2 separate regions of the Homo sapiens genome follow, and region 2 is linked to region 1. Evidence: read pairs that join two places in POLR2A ChIA-PET (ENCODE). Cell type or tissue: B cell. All regions are shown on one strand. Links, peaks and the distances in the headings refer to the core of each region. The heading gives the core; the rest is flanking DNA. Region 1 overlaps NCLN (nicalin). Region 2 holds the start of LOC124904615 (a long non-coding RNA gene).

Region 1 (4,000 bases), core at 1-4,000:
GAATTAGAGGTGGAGACCGTACAACTTTGGATGTACTAAAACCCACTCGTACGCTCTAAAATGGTGAACTTTATGTTCTATCATTATCTCAAAAAATAAATTTGCCTGGGCTCGGTGGCTCACGCCTGTAATCCCAGCACTTTGGGAGGCCAAGATGGGCAGATTACAAGGTCTGGAGTTCAAGACCATCCTGGCCAACATGGTGAAACCCTATCTCTACTAAAAATACAAAAAATGAGCCAGGTGTGGTGGCACGCGCCTGTAGTCCCAGCTACTCCGGAGGTTGAGGCAGGAAAATCGCTTGAACCCGGGAGGCGAAGGTTGCAGTGAGCCCAGATCTCGCCACTACACTCCAGCCTGGTGACAGAGCGAGACTCCGTCTCAAAAAAAAAAAAAAAAATACATAAATAAAATAAATTTAAAACAAAAAAAGCTTCATAGGGGACAATGAGGACAGAGAAAGGCAGTGGGCGCGGTGGCTCATGCCTGTAATCCCAGCAGGTTAGGAGGCCGAGGCGGGTGGATTGCCTGAGGTCAGGAGTTCAAGAGGCATTGCTCTGAGCAGCTTGAGTTTGTGTGGGCCCAGCGGGACCAGGCATTCTCAAGGCTGGGGGCCTGGCCCTCCAAGGGGTCGGGCACTCAGCCAGGCAGCAGATCTGCCCAGACCCTCCGCACTCTGCCTGGTTCAGCTGATTTGTGTTCAAAGGAGGCAGGACTGGGTGCGGTGGCTCAGGCCTGTAATCCGAGCACTTTGGGAGGCTGAGGAGGGCAAATCATGAGGTCAGGAGATCGAGACCATCCTGGCTAACGTGGTGAAACCCCGTCTCTACTAAAAATAAAAAAAATTAGCCAGGTGTGGTGGCGGGTGCCTGTGGTCCCAGCTACTCGGGAGACTGAGGCAGGAGAATCGCTTAAACCCAGGAGGCAGAGGTTGCAGTGAGCCGAGATTGTGCCACTGCACTCCAGCCTGGGGGACAGAGCAAGACTGTCTCAATTAAAAAAAAAAAAAAAAAAAAAAAAAAAGGAGGAGGCAGGGTGCTGGTTGACACCGTGGTACATGCCCCCCCACCCCACTCCCGCTCAACCCACGCTGAGCAGAACCAAGCTTGTGCCGCAGGCCTGAGACCAGGAACCTGCAGCAGGGCCCCCGACCCTCGCTGACAGGACAGGCTCTGGGTCCAAAGCTGTTCCTGCAAACACCATGGTTTACACACGGGCCCTGCTTCCCTCCGGAGTCTGGAATCCCGGCATGGGCCAGGCAGCAGGGGCTGTAGAACCAGCTCCCATAGGAACCGGGCGCTGGGTCTCTGGAAGTCTCGCTGGTGACAGTGCTTTGGGCTGTCGTCCCAGCTCACTGCTGACAATGAGGCGTGTTCCACGTGACACACAGGGAGAGGGCCTGGAAGCCAGGACTGGCCTCCCCAACTCACCGCACGCGCCTTTCCCTTCGCGGACTCTGCTACGTGCTCCATGACCGCTCGCTGGGACAAACCACAGCCTCGAGGAGGCCTCGTGTGGAGCCACGGCACCCAGCGCTGGCCCGGGGAACCCTGACTCAGACTCCCTGGGCTCAGCCTCTGACACAGACACCGCCGTGCCCTGGAACCTGCGACCCCGGGGCAAGAGCCGGGCCTGTTTCAGCCCCACGACACCCACCCTGAGGCCCTCGCGGGGACCAGGATGACGGGCAAAGGCCGTCACAGGGAGAGCCGCTGACCCTGGCCGCCATCCCCTACAGGCGCTTTGCCTCGGCACTGGACTGGAGCCAGAATCCAAGCCCTGTGGGGTGGGGGGAATGGGGACACACATACGTACGGGGGCCACTCCAAAGGCGTCGTAGTGGGCCACGATGACGATGGTGGGAAGGTCCTCTCCGCCCAGCCCCGTCAGCCGCCCCTGTGGATAGAGAGCAGGGGAATGGCCTGGCTGTTCCTGGGGCAGGTGACCCGTGTGTGGGGCTTGGAGACCCCTCCCCTCTGGGCCACGTGGGGCCCGTCCGCTGGGTGCCAGCATCGGCCTCAGCACTGAGGACCACAGGAGGTGCCAGCCTCTGACTCTGGGAGCCCCAGGGAGCTCCTCCAGGGAGGAGGTAGAGCCGGGAACAGGGACCCACTCCTGCTCTGGCCCTCAGGTCGAAATCTTTAAAAATCGGGGAGAGCAGGAGAATAAGTTTTTTTTTTTTGTTTGTGTTTTTTTTTTTTTTTTTGAGACGGAATCTCACTCTGTCGCCCAGGCTGGAGTGCAGTGGTACGATCTCGGCTCACTGCAAGCTCCACCTCCCGGGTTCACGCCATTCTCCTGCCTCGGCCTCCAGAGTAGTTGGGACTACAGGCACCCGCCACCACATCCGGCTAATTTTTTGTACTTTTTAGTAGAGACGGGGTTTCATCATGTTAGCCAGGATGGTCTTGATCTCCTGATCTCATGATCCGCCCACCTCGGCCTCCCAAAGTGCTGGGATTACAGGTGTGAGCCACCGCGCCCGGCCAGGAGGTTAAGTTTTTATAGGAACGGGGCTGAGCCCCTCAGGAGGATAACTGTTTGTGGGAACGGGGCTGAGCCCCTCAGCCAGGCATTCGGGTTCCTTCAGGGTCTGTGTGCACCCCTCCCTGCCTCTTACCCCACCAAAGTCGGATTCTGCTCTAGCCCGGGGGCCAGCAGACTTTCATAAAGGGCCAGAGGGGATATTTTCAGCCTTGGGGACCAGATGGTGTCTGTTACAACTAAGAAACTGCCATGGACGGCTTGCACATGCATCAGCATGGCTGTGTGCCATAAAACTTTATTTACACAGCCCGGCACGGTGGCTCACGCCTGTAATCCCAGCACTTTGGGAGGCCAAGGCGGGTAGATCACCTGAGGTCAGGAGTTCCAGACCAGCCTGGCCAGCATGGTGAAACCCCGTCTCTACCAAAAATACAAAAATTAGCTGGCCGTGGTGGCGGGCACCTGTAATCCCAGCTACTTAGGAGGCTGAGGCAGGAGAATCGCTTGAACCTAGGAGGCGGAGGTTGCAGTGAGCTGAGATCGCACCATTGCACTCCAGCCTAGGCAACAGGAGCGAAACTCCATCTCAAAAAAAAAAAAAAAAGAATTACAAAAGATTAGCTGGGCGTGGTGGCACATGACAGTAATCCCAGCTACTCGGGAGGCCGAGGCAAGACAATCGCCTGAACCTGGGAGGCGGAGGTTGCAGTTAGCAGAGATCGCGCCACTGCACTCCAGCCTGGGTGACAGAGAGAGACTCTGTCTCAAAAAACAAAAACAAACAAGCAAAAACTTTATTTACAAAAGCAGGTAGAGGGCCGGCTGTGGCCTGGGGACTCCCCGTCTGGCTGTGGGAGTCTACTTGCTGTTTTTGCAACATGCTTTTCCACTTGGAGATCCTTCAACGGCTGAACTCAAAGCCCAGCTGCCAAGAGGGCTCTGCTCACAGGAGAAAGGGCACAGCCAGGGGAAAGGGAATCGACATGGCCCCATGGGATGCGGAGCCCAGCGCCTGTGCCACTGTGGAGTGACGCAGGCCAGGCTACCGGGTCTCACTGCACACTAACTGGCGCTGGGAATAGGACGCGCCTCCCGGGCCCACAGTACAATCCAACAGGAACAAACAGAACAGCCGCCATCGACAAACCCCAGGGCTCCTCCGCCAAGGCCTGTCTATGGGGAGCCGGGGCCTCCAGGACACTTTCCCCACCCCGGCCTAAGCCGCTGCTTTTCCACTCGGGCACCCCCCAACAAGGCCTGGGTCCCCAAAACAGCAAGCACGTCTTGTTCAGGGCTCCCCCGACAGTGAGGCAACCCCTCATCTGTGTGGACTCATCTGCACCCCTCACCGGCGCCGTCCCGCAGGGAAATGCTAGAGGAGTCGGTGGGTGCTTCCTCGGGTTTTAAGGCCCCTGCCAGTGCTGCAGCAGCAGCGACACAGGCTTCACCCTCTGGATCTGCCCTGATGATCCGAGAGGCTACTTCCGCACCGGCAGCTCCCCACCCTCTCTTG
Region 2 (10,008 bases), core at 4,975-8,974, 70 kb after region 1:
ATTGCCCAGGCTGGAGTGCAGTGGCAGGATCTTGACTCTGCAACATCTGCCTCCCAGGTTCAAGCAATTCTCCTGCCTCAGCCTCTCGAGTAGCTGGGATTACAGGCATCCACCACCACGCCGGGCTAACTTTGGATTTTTAGTAGAGAAAGGGTTCCACCACGTTGGCCAGGCTGGTCTCAAACTCCTGACCTCAGGTGATCCACCCGCCTCGGCCTCCCAAAGTGCTGGGATTGCAGGCATAAACCACCACGCTCGGCCCTTCTGATATATTTTTAAGAAACAGCTCAGGCCAGGTGTCATGGACTGTTTCCAGCGACTCTGCCCTGACCTCAGGTGATCCACCCTGCAGAGGTGGGCAGCTTGCCTGAGGTCAGGAGTTCGAAACCAGCCTGGCCAACATGGCGAAACCCTGTCTCTACTAAAGATACAAAAATTAGCCGGGTTTTGGCTCACATTAGCTGGTTTTACACTCACATCACCCTGTATAGTTACTACTGTCATCCCTGTTTGACTGATGAGGAGGTTGAGGCATAGAGCAGGGGAGTGACCGGTGGGGCTGGCACAAGGCAGAGCCGGGAGCCTATCCCTCACCTGCGGGGCCCCAGAGTCTAGACGCCTACCAGGCAGATTCCAGGCAGGGCCATCCCTTCATTGTGCGTGCATTCATGGAGCGCCAACTGTGTGCCAGGCACGGTAGCCAAGAGACACAGATCCCAGACCTCCTTACCTAAGGTTCTAGTTAAAGAACAGATAATAAAATAAATTTTAGGCTGGGCCTGGTGGCTCACGCATGTAATCCCTATACTTTGGGAGGCCAAGGCGGGCAGATCACAAAGTCAAGAAATCGAGACCAGCCTGGCCAACACGGCGAAACCCCGTCTCTACTAAAAATACAAAAATTAGCCGGGCGTGGTGGTGCACGCCTGTAGTCCCACCTACTTGGGAGGCTGAGGCAAGAGAATCGCTTGAACCCGGGAGGCAGAGGTGGCAGTGAGCTGAGATCGTGCCACTGCACTCCAGCCTGGCGACGAAGTGAGACTCCATCTCAAAAAAAATAAAAAATAAAAGAATAAAAAATTTGGCCAGGTGAGTGCGGGAGCTCACATCTGTAATCAAAGTACTTTGGGAGGCCGAGGCAGGAGGATCACTTGAAGTCAGGAGTTTGAGACCAGCCTGGCCAACATGGAGAAACTCCATCTCTACTAATACAAAAATTAGTTGGGCATGTTGGCACGCACCAGTAGTCCCAGCTACTTGGGAGGCTGAGGCAAGGGAATCACTTGAACCCCGAAGATGGAGGCTGCAGTGAGCCGAGATCATAACACTGCTCTCCAGCCTGGGCAACATAGTGAAACCCTGTCTCCAGAAACAAACAAAACAAAACTCTCCCTCTCTCTCTATGTATATATATACACACACACACATACATATATATACACATACATATATATACACAATATATAGACACACATACATATATGTATATACACATACATATATACACATACATATATATACACAATATATAGACACACATACATATATACACATACATATATACACACATAAAAGTATACATTTTAATATACATATATGTATATTATACATAAAAATATATATGTGTGTATATATATACACACACGTGTAAAATATATATATTTTTTAATACACCTGAGCCCGTTGGATGGTGAAAAATTCTGCCAGAAAAATTAAGCAGAGATGTTGTTGGGGAAGGTTCAAGGTCATTGCTCTAAATGGATCAACAAAGGTCGCACAGACAAGTGATATTCAGGATCAGAAGTCAGACAGGCAGATCGGGTGTAAGAGGGACTTTGGGAGTGGACCTCACTGGTCAAGGAGATCTTCCCAATGAGTGCCATGAGGCCGCCCTGACCTGATCCCTCTGGGACTTCAGGGCCCTAGGGGTGGGCTGGTGGCTGGCAGCTTGGTAGAAACGTTGCTGCTTCCTAGGTACTCAGAGCCAGAGTGTTTGGGTGAAGATTCCCCACCCCCATTGACAGGCTGTAGAAAATTCTAGAAAGTTCTGGATCAAAACTCTCCTCCCCAAGAGATACACGTAATTCTTGTACTTCGGGGGCCTCTGGTCCCTTTACAGATAGGGCAAGGCACAGAGAGGGCGAATTACGTGCCCAGGGCCACACAGCCATTGGCAGCCACCGTCCCCACCTCCTCCCAGACACCAGGGCTCGGTGACAGCCGTTGACGCAGCTTCACCAGCTCAGCACAAACGTGTGGTTTTCTCCACTGTTGATTCATAACGAATGACAGATGGGAAGTACGATAGGGGCCCCCATCTGGTCACTGGGGCTGGCAGGTGCCATCTGCCCACCCAGCCACCCACCTTCCCGCCCCCAACCGGATAGCAGCAACGAGGGGCAGTCCCACCCAGGACAGGCAAAGAAACGCAGAAATAGGTCATGGCCGTGCAGATCTTCCAGGATGGTTGAAACAGAAATGACCAGCAAAACTGGGAGACGAGGCTGAGCCACAGGCCCCACAGGGTGAGCCCAGGGGGCCACTCTCCTAGCATCTCCCTGCGGCATTTTTGGACAGGATACCAGCACCCGCCATCTTCACAGCCTGGACCAGGGTGGCAGACCCTCTGTGGCTCCCGCTGGCTTCAGAATTAATGAGCCGGCTCCCTGGATCCAGGGCCCAGGCTCTGCCCACTTCTCCAGCTGCTGAACAAACCTCCCTTGCGGTTCCCTAAACGGGCTGAGCTACTTCCTTGCCACATGCTGAGCATTTGTCGTGTATTATTAGCTCAGCTGGGAACACCAGGGTGAGCTTGTGTGTGTAGAAAATATTTCTTTCAGAAAACACATAAAACCTGAATGTATTACCTAATAAATTGTTGTGAAGCCGGTATCCACAGAATCCACTGAGGCCAAGACTAAGGACATTTTCAGGCCGGGCGCGGTGTCTCACGCCTGTCATCCCAGCACTTTGGGAGGCCAAGGTGGGCAGATCACCTGAGGTCAGGAGTTCAAGACCAGCCTGGACAACATGGTGAAACCCCGTCTCTACTAAAAATAGAAAAGTTAGCCAGGTGTGATGGTGCACACCTGTAATCCCAGCTACTCGGGAGGCCGGGGGAGGAGTATTGCTTGAGCCTGGGAGGTGGAGGTTGCAGTGAGCTGAGATCGTGCCACTGCACTCCAGCCTGGGTGACAAGCAAGACTCTGTCTCAAAAAAAAAAAAAAAAAGACCTTAGCCCCACAAAGACCCCTAGTGTTTTCCTCATAGTAATCTCTACCTTCCCAGCAGTAACTATCATTCTGACTTCTGTGGTATTAATATTTATTTCCGGGTTTGGGGGGTATTTTTTGCTAATAAGATCTATTTCAGCTGGGCATGTTGGCTCATGCCTATAATCTCAGCACTTTGGGAGGCTGAAGTGGGAGGATTGCTTGACCCCAGGAGTTCAAGACCAGCCTGGGCAACATAGTGAGACTCTATCTCTTTTTTTCTTTTTTCTTTCTTTCTTTCTTTTTTTTTTTTTTTTTTTTTTTTGAGACGGTGTTTTGTTATTGTTGCCCAGGCTGGAGTGCAATGGCTCGGTCTCAGCTCACTGCAACCTCCACCTTCCCAGTGAGACCCCATTTCTAAAAAATAAAATAAAATAAATTAGCCGGGGGTGGTGGCTCATGCCTGTGGTCCCAGGTACTCCAGAGGCTAAGGTGGGAGGATTGCTTAGGCCAGAGAGGTTGAGGCTGCAGTGAGCTATGATTGACCCACTGCACTCCAGCCTGGGTTGACAGAGCAAGGGTCTGTCCCCCCCAAAAAAAGATCTTGTTTTTAATTGTCTAAATTTATGTAGCATTGTATTTACTTTCTTTGGTGTATGGTTCTATGAGTTTATTTATTTATTTATTTATTTATTTATTTATTGAGACGGAGTCTGTCTCTGTCACCCAGGCTGGAGTGCAGTGGCACGATCTCGGCTCACTGCAAGCTGAGCCTCCCGGGTTCACGCCATTCTGCTGCCTCAGCCTCCCGAATAGCTGGGACTACAGGTGCCCACCACCACGCCGGGCTAATTTTTTTTGTATTTTAGTAGAGACGGGGTTTCACCATGTTGTCCAGACTGGTCTCGATCTCCTGACGTCGTGATCCGCCCGCCTCGGCCTCCCAAAGTGCTGGGATTACAGGCGTGAGCCACCGCGCCCGGCCTGGTTTCTATGAGTTTTAACAGCTGTAGAGATTCGTGTAAATTACTGCTATAAACAGGATACAGAATGTAGTTCCATCACCGGAACAACTCCCTCCTGACCGTGGATTGGCTCTTTGTGGCTGTGTTTTTTGTTTGTTTGTTTGTTTTGGTGTTTTTTTTTTTGTTTTTTTTTTTCTCAGCCAGCTGTGCTTTATTGACAACGCGCCACTCGGGCCTTGACCGCGCACTTCCGCACTGGGGACAGCTGCTCGCTCTGCTGCTGCTTCTTGATCGTCAGGTTCTCCTCGTGCTTGCTGAGCGGGCGGCGCACGGCGCGTGTCTTCTTAGGCCGCAGGTGCAGGTGCTTGTACTTCTTGCCCTTGTAGAATTTCCCGAGGTTTTCTTTCTGAGTCTGGTTAATAACCGTGAGAACACGGGCAATGGATTTGCGGACGACTCGGATCTTTTTTTTTTTTTTTTTTTTTTTTTTTTTTTGAGACAGAGTCTCCCTCTGTCGCCCAGGCAGAAGCGCAATGGCGAGATCTCGGCTCTCTGCAAGCTCCGCCTCCCGGGTTCACCCCATCCTCCTGCCTCAGCCTCCCGAGTGAGTAGCTGGGATTACAGCCGCCCGCCACCACGCCCGGCTAATTTTTTTGTATTTTTAGTAGAGACGGGGTTTCGCTGTGTTAGCCAGGATGGTATCGATCTCCTGACCTCGTGATCCGCCCGCCTCGGCCTCCCTAGAGTGCTGGGATTACAGGCGTGAGCCACCGCGCCCGGATCTTAGGGAGCTTGGAGGCCGCGCCGCCCGTCACTTTGGCGACGCGCAGCTGGGACAGCTCCACCTTTAGGTCGTCCAGCTGTTTCAGCAGCTCCTCCTCCTTCTTCCCGAGAAGGTCTTGGGCCTTGATCCTGGCCGTTGCTGCACAGGCCGCCGCCCCCGCTCGCTCCGAGGGAAATAGCTGTTGCTATGTTTTTTATTTTATTTTTTGAGACAAGGCCCTTCTCTCTCGCCTAGGCTGGAGTGCAGTGGTGCAATCATGGCTTACTGCAGCCTTGACCTCCTGGGTTCAAGCGATCTTCCCACCTTAGCCTTCCGAGTACTGCGCACCACCACCATCTAATGTTTTTTTTTTTTTTTTTTTTTGAGACAGAGTCTCACTCTGTCGCCCAGGTTAGAGTGCAGTGGCACGATCTCAGCTCACTGCAAGCTCTACCTCCCAGGTTCAAGCAATTCTTCTGCCTCAGCCTCCCGAGTAGCTGGGATTACAGGTGCGAGCCGCCGTGCCCGCCTAATTTTTGTATTTTTAGTAGAGACAAAGTTTCCGCCCTGTTGGCCAGGCTGGTCTTGAACTCCTGGCCTCAAGTGATCCACCTATCTCAGCCTCCCAAAATGCTGGGATTACAGGCGGATGCCACCGCGCCCGGCCCTAATTTTTTTATTTTTGTAGAGATGGGTTTCTCTGTGTTGCCTAGGCTGCTCAGGAGCTCCTGGCCTCCCAGCTCAGCCTCTCAAAACGTTGGGATTACAGGCGTGAGCCACCGCACCTGGTCCAGAAAGTAGCTTTTGAGACTGGCTTCTTTCAGTTAGCATTTGCGATTCCTCTGTGTTGCCGAGTGTATCAGAAGTTCGTTGCTTTGGATGGTCCAGTGGTATTTCCCTGTGTGGATGCATTCCCCTTTATCCAACCGTGAGGGGCATTTGGTTGCTTCCAGTTTGAGGTGATCATGAACAGAGCTGCTATATACATTTGTGTACATATTTTTTTCTTTTTTTTCTTTTCTTTTCTTTTTTTTTTTTTTTGAGACAGCGTTTTGCTCTTGTTGCCCAGGCTAGAGTGTAATGGCGTGATCTTGGCTCATTGCAACCTCCCCCTTCCATGTTCAAGTGATTCTCCTGCCTCAGCCTCCCGAGTAGCTGGAATTACAGGCATGTGCCACCACGCCCAGCTAATTTTTGTAGTTTTAGTAGAGACGGGGGTTTCACCATGTTGGCCAGGCTGGTCTTGAACTCTTGACCTCAGGTGATCCACCCACCTCAGCCTCCCAAAGTGCTGGGATTACAGGCATGAGACACCACACCTGGCCAATAGTATTTTTGTTGTTGTTGTTTAGCTGTGGTTTGTTACAGATGCCCTTTATCAGGTTGAGGAAGTTCCTTTCTACTCCTAATTTGCTTAGAATTTTTATCATGAATGAAAGTTGAATTGTATCAAATGTATTTTCTTTATCTATTGATATGATCATGTAGTTTTTCTTTCGTCTGTTAATATGGCAAGTTATATTGACTGATTTTCCAATGTTGAGCTTGTCTTGTATTCCTGGGATAAATGCCACCTGGTGGTGAGGTGGTTTTCTTTCTGTATATCACTGGATTTCATTATTTCACTTGCTAATATTTTGTTAAGGATTTTAGTATCTATGTTTTTGAGTATACTGATCTGTAATTTCCCTGTACTGTCTTTAATTTTGGTATCAGGATAATACTGGCCTCTTAAAATGAGTTGGGAAGTATTCCATCCTCTTCTATTTTCTGAAACAGATTGTGAAGAATTTGATGTTATTTTTTCTTTAAATGTTTGATAGGATTCACCACTAAAACCATCTGGGCCTAAAGTTTTATTTTATTTTTCATTTTTTATTGTTGTTGTTGTTTGAGACAGAGTCTCGCTCTGTCACCCAGGCTGGAGTGCAGTGGCATGATCTTGGCTCACTGCAAGCTCTGCCTCCCGGGTTCACGCCATTCTCCTATATCAACCTCCCAAATAGCTGGGACTACAGGCACCCACCACCATGCCCAGCTAATTTTTTCGTATTTTTAGTAGAGACGAGGTTTCACCGCGTTAGCCGGAATGGTCTTGATCTCCTGACCTCGTGATCCACCCGCCTTAGCCTCCCAAATGTTTTATTCTTTAGAAGACTTTAACTTCAAATTCTGTTTCTTTAATACGTATAGGACTGTTCAGGTTTTCTGTTTCTTCCTGAGTGAGTTTTGGTAGCTTGTGTCTCTCGAGAAATTGGTCCATTTCCTTTAAGTTGTCAAATTTATGTGCATACACTTATTTGTAGTATTCCCTTATTATCCTTTAAATTTCTTTAGGGTGAGTAATGATATCCCCTCCTTTGTGCCTGTTGCTGGTAATTTCTTTTTCTCTCTGGAGGGTGAATCTAGACTAAAGGTTTATCAATTTCATTAATTTTTTTCAAAGAACCAGCTTATGGCTTTATTGATTTTTCTATACTGTTTTTCTATTTTTTATTCCATTGATTTCTATTCTATTATTTTCTCTTTAGTTTGTGTTTAGTTTGCTCTTCTCTTTCTAATTTCTTGGGAGTAGAAGCTTAAAATATTAGACCTTTCAGGCCAGGCGCAGTGGCTCACAGCTGTAATCCCAAAAATTTGGGAAGCTGAGGCAGGTGGATCACCTGAGGTCAGGAGTTCAAGACCAGCCTGGACAACATGGAGAAACCCTGTCACTACTAAAATACAAAAATTAGCCAGATGTGGTGGCAGGTGCCTGTAATTCCAGCTACTCAGGAGGCTGAGACAGGAGAATCACTTGAACCTGGGAGGCAGAGGTTGCAGTAAGCCGAGATTGCACCATTGCACTCCAGCCTGAGCAACAGAGCAAGACTCCATCTCAAAAAAAAAAAAAAAAAAAAAATCCTCAAAATCATGGTGAATTTTTGCCAGTTTTGAACTTTATGCACACAGAATTACATAAAATGAGTTCAGGTACATCTGGCTTCTATCATTCCACGTGATGTTTGTGTGATTAACTCATATTGTGTACATGGTTGTGGTTCATTAATCCTGATTGTCATAGACTATTCCTCTGGATAAATAAACTACAATCTATTCATCCATTCTACTGTTGATGGGCATTTGGTTAAATTTTAGTTTGGGGCTGTAATGAATAGGGCAGCTATGGGCATTTGGTACATGTCTTTTGTGATTATATGTGTGGCTTTCTGTAGGTAAATACCCAATGGTAGAATTGCTGGGTTATAAAGTATTTCCTAGATATTAACTATCTTTTGCCAAAGTGCATGCACCAATTTACACTTCCAATAACTCTAAGATTTTGCTTTTTTTTTTTTTTTTTGACACAGAGTCTCACCCTGTTGCCCAGGCTGGAGTGCAGTGGTGCGATCTTGGCTCACTGCAAGCTCTGCCTCCCCGGTCCATGCCATTCTCCTGCCTCAGCCTCCCAAGTAGCTGGGACTACAGGCACCCGCCACCACACCCGGCTAATTTTTTGTATTTTTAGCAGAGACCGGGTTTCATAGTGTTAGTCAGGATGGTCTCAATCTCCTGACCTCGTGATCCGCCCGCCTCGGCTTCCCAAAGTGCTGGGATTACAGGCGTGAGCCACCACTCCCAGCCACCTTTTTTTTTAGAGAAAGTTTCACTCTGTCACCCAGGCTGGAGTGCAATGACACGATCTTGGCTCACTGAAACCTCTGCCTCCCGGGTTCAAGCGATTCTCCTGCCTCAACCTCCTGAGTAGCTGGGACTACAGGCGCCCGCCACCACACCCAGCTAATTTTTGTATTTTTGGTAGAGACGGAGTTTCACCTTGTTGACCAGGCTGGTCTCGAACTCCTGACCTCAAGTGATCCACCCACCTCAGCCTCCCAAAATGCTGGGATTAGAGGCGTGAGCCACCACGCCCGACTAATTTTTGTATTTTTAGTAGAGATGGGTATGAGCCACTGCACCTGGCCTATTTGTTTATTTATTTATCTTGAGGAGTCTCACTTCTTCGCCCAGGCTAGAGTGCAGTGGCATCATCTCGGCTCACTGCTACCTTTGCCTCCCAGGTTCAAACGATCATTGTGCCTCAGCCTCCCAAGTAGCTGGGACTACAGGCATGCGCCACCACACCCGGCTAATTTTTTGAATTTTAAGTAGAGACGAGGTTTCGCTATGTAGGCCAGGCTGGTCTTGAACTCCAGACCTCAAACGATCCGCCCGCCTCGGCCTCCCAAAGTGCTGGAATAACAGGCATGAGCCACTGCACCCGGCCTCCTCGGAATTTTTAAACAGGGACCCTGTGTTTTCATTTTGCTCCGGGTCCTATGGATTCTGCGGGGGGTGCTGGAGCTGCCTGCCCAGCTGAACAGGCTAGGGCTGTTGTCAGGACCTAGGAAGGACTGGCCAGCCGTCAGGGCAAGCTGCCTCAGGCAAGACGCTCACCCTCTGTGCCTCGGTTTTCCTTTTAGGATGGGCAGGGGGCTAGGGGCAGGCAAGGAGCTGTCTGGGGCGACTCCTGCTGGCCACTGGGGGCACTATATGCACCTGCGATATCCATGCCGGGCCCAGCTCCCCCCAGCACTCAACGCCCCTTAGCTGACTCACCCACCTCTGCTTCTGCCATCTGATCCACACCTATCATTGCCACCTGCACCAGCCTTGTCCCCTGGCTCCCGCCCTCACCCGTCTGTCCTCCCAGCAGCAGCCACCAGAGGCCGCCTGTGAGCACCTGTCAGGTCCTGTCTCTGCTCTGCCTGCGTCCCTCCAGGGCTCCCACCTCCCTCTGAGGGTAAAAGACCAACCCTCCCTGCCCTCCCCCCCTCCCTCCGCTCCAACCACACGGGCCTCCTCGCTGCTCCTCCAACACATCAGGCATGGTCCTGCCCCAGGACCTTTGCACAAGCTGTGCCTCTGCCTGGCTCACCCTCAGGCCACAGCATGGCTCCTTCCCTTCCTGTCTCCCAGGATGCTACTCACGCACCACTTTATCAGGCTTTTCCTGTACAGCCCACCAGGAACAGCCCACCAGAATCAGCCACCATTGGCTGGGCGCTGTGGCTCACGCCTATAATCC

What was found. Peaks named below come from ENCODE experiments on the same cell type or tissue, not always from the same donor. Only the 100,000 strongest peaks of a DNase experiment are listed, where the experiment ranks them.
Region 2: POLR2A ChIA-PET joins it to region 1 with 9 read pairs; 8 of 35 experiments call an interaction of 5 or more read pairs at or near these places.

Annotation. Positions count from the first base shown.
Region 1 is chr19:3,196,713-3,200,712 of GRCh38, reverse strand. NCLN (nicalin) reads right to left here. Exons shown (of 15, transcript NM_020170.4): 5 at 1,816-1,896. Among named protein-coding and RNA genes, the nearest start is that of NCLN, 13 kb to the right of the region's middle. In B cell, for the core only: no CTCF peak of the experiment used is centred there; no DNase peak of the experiment used is centred there.
Region 2 is chr19:3,125,801-3,135,808 of GRCh38, reverse strand. It overlaps LOC124904615 (a long non-coding RNA gene), which reads left to right and starts at 9,178. Exons shown (of 3, transcript XR_007067092.1): 1 at 9,178-10,008. It also overlaps the pseudogene RPL35P10. In B cell, for the core only: no CTCF peak of the experiment used is centred there; a DNase peak (open chromatin) is centred at 6,498.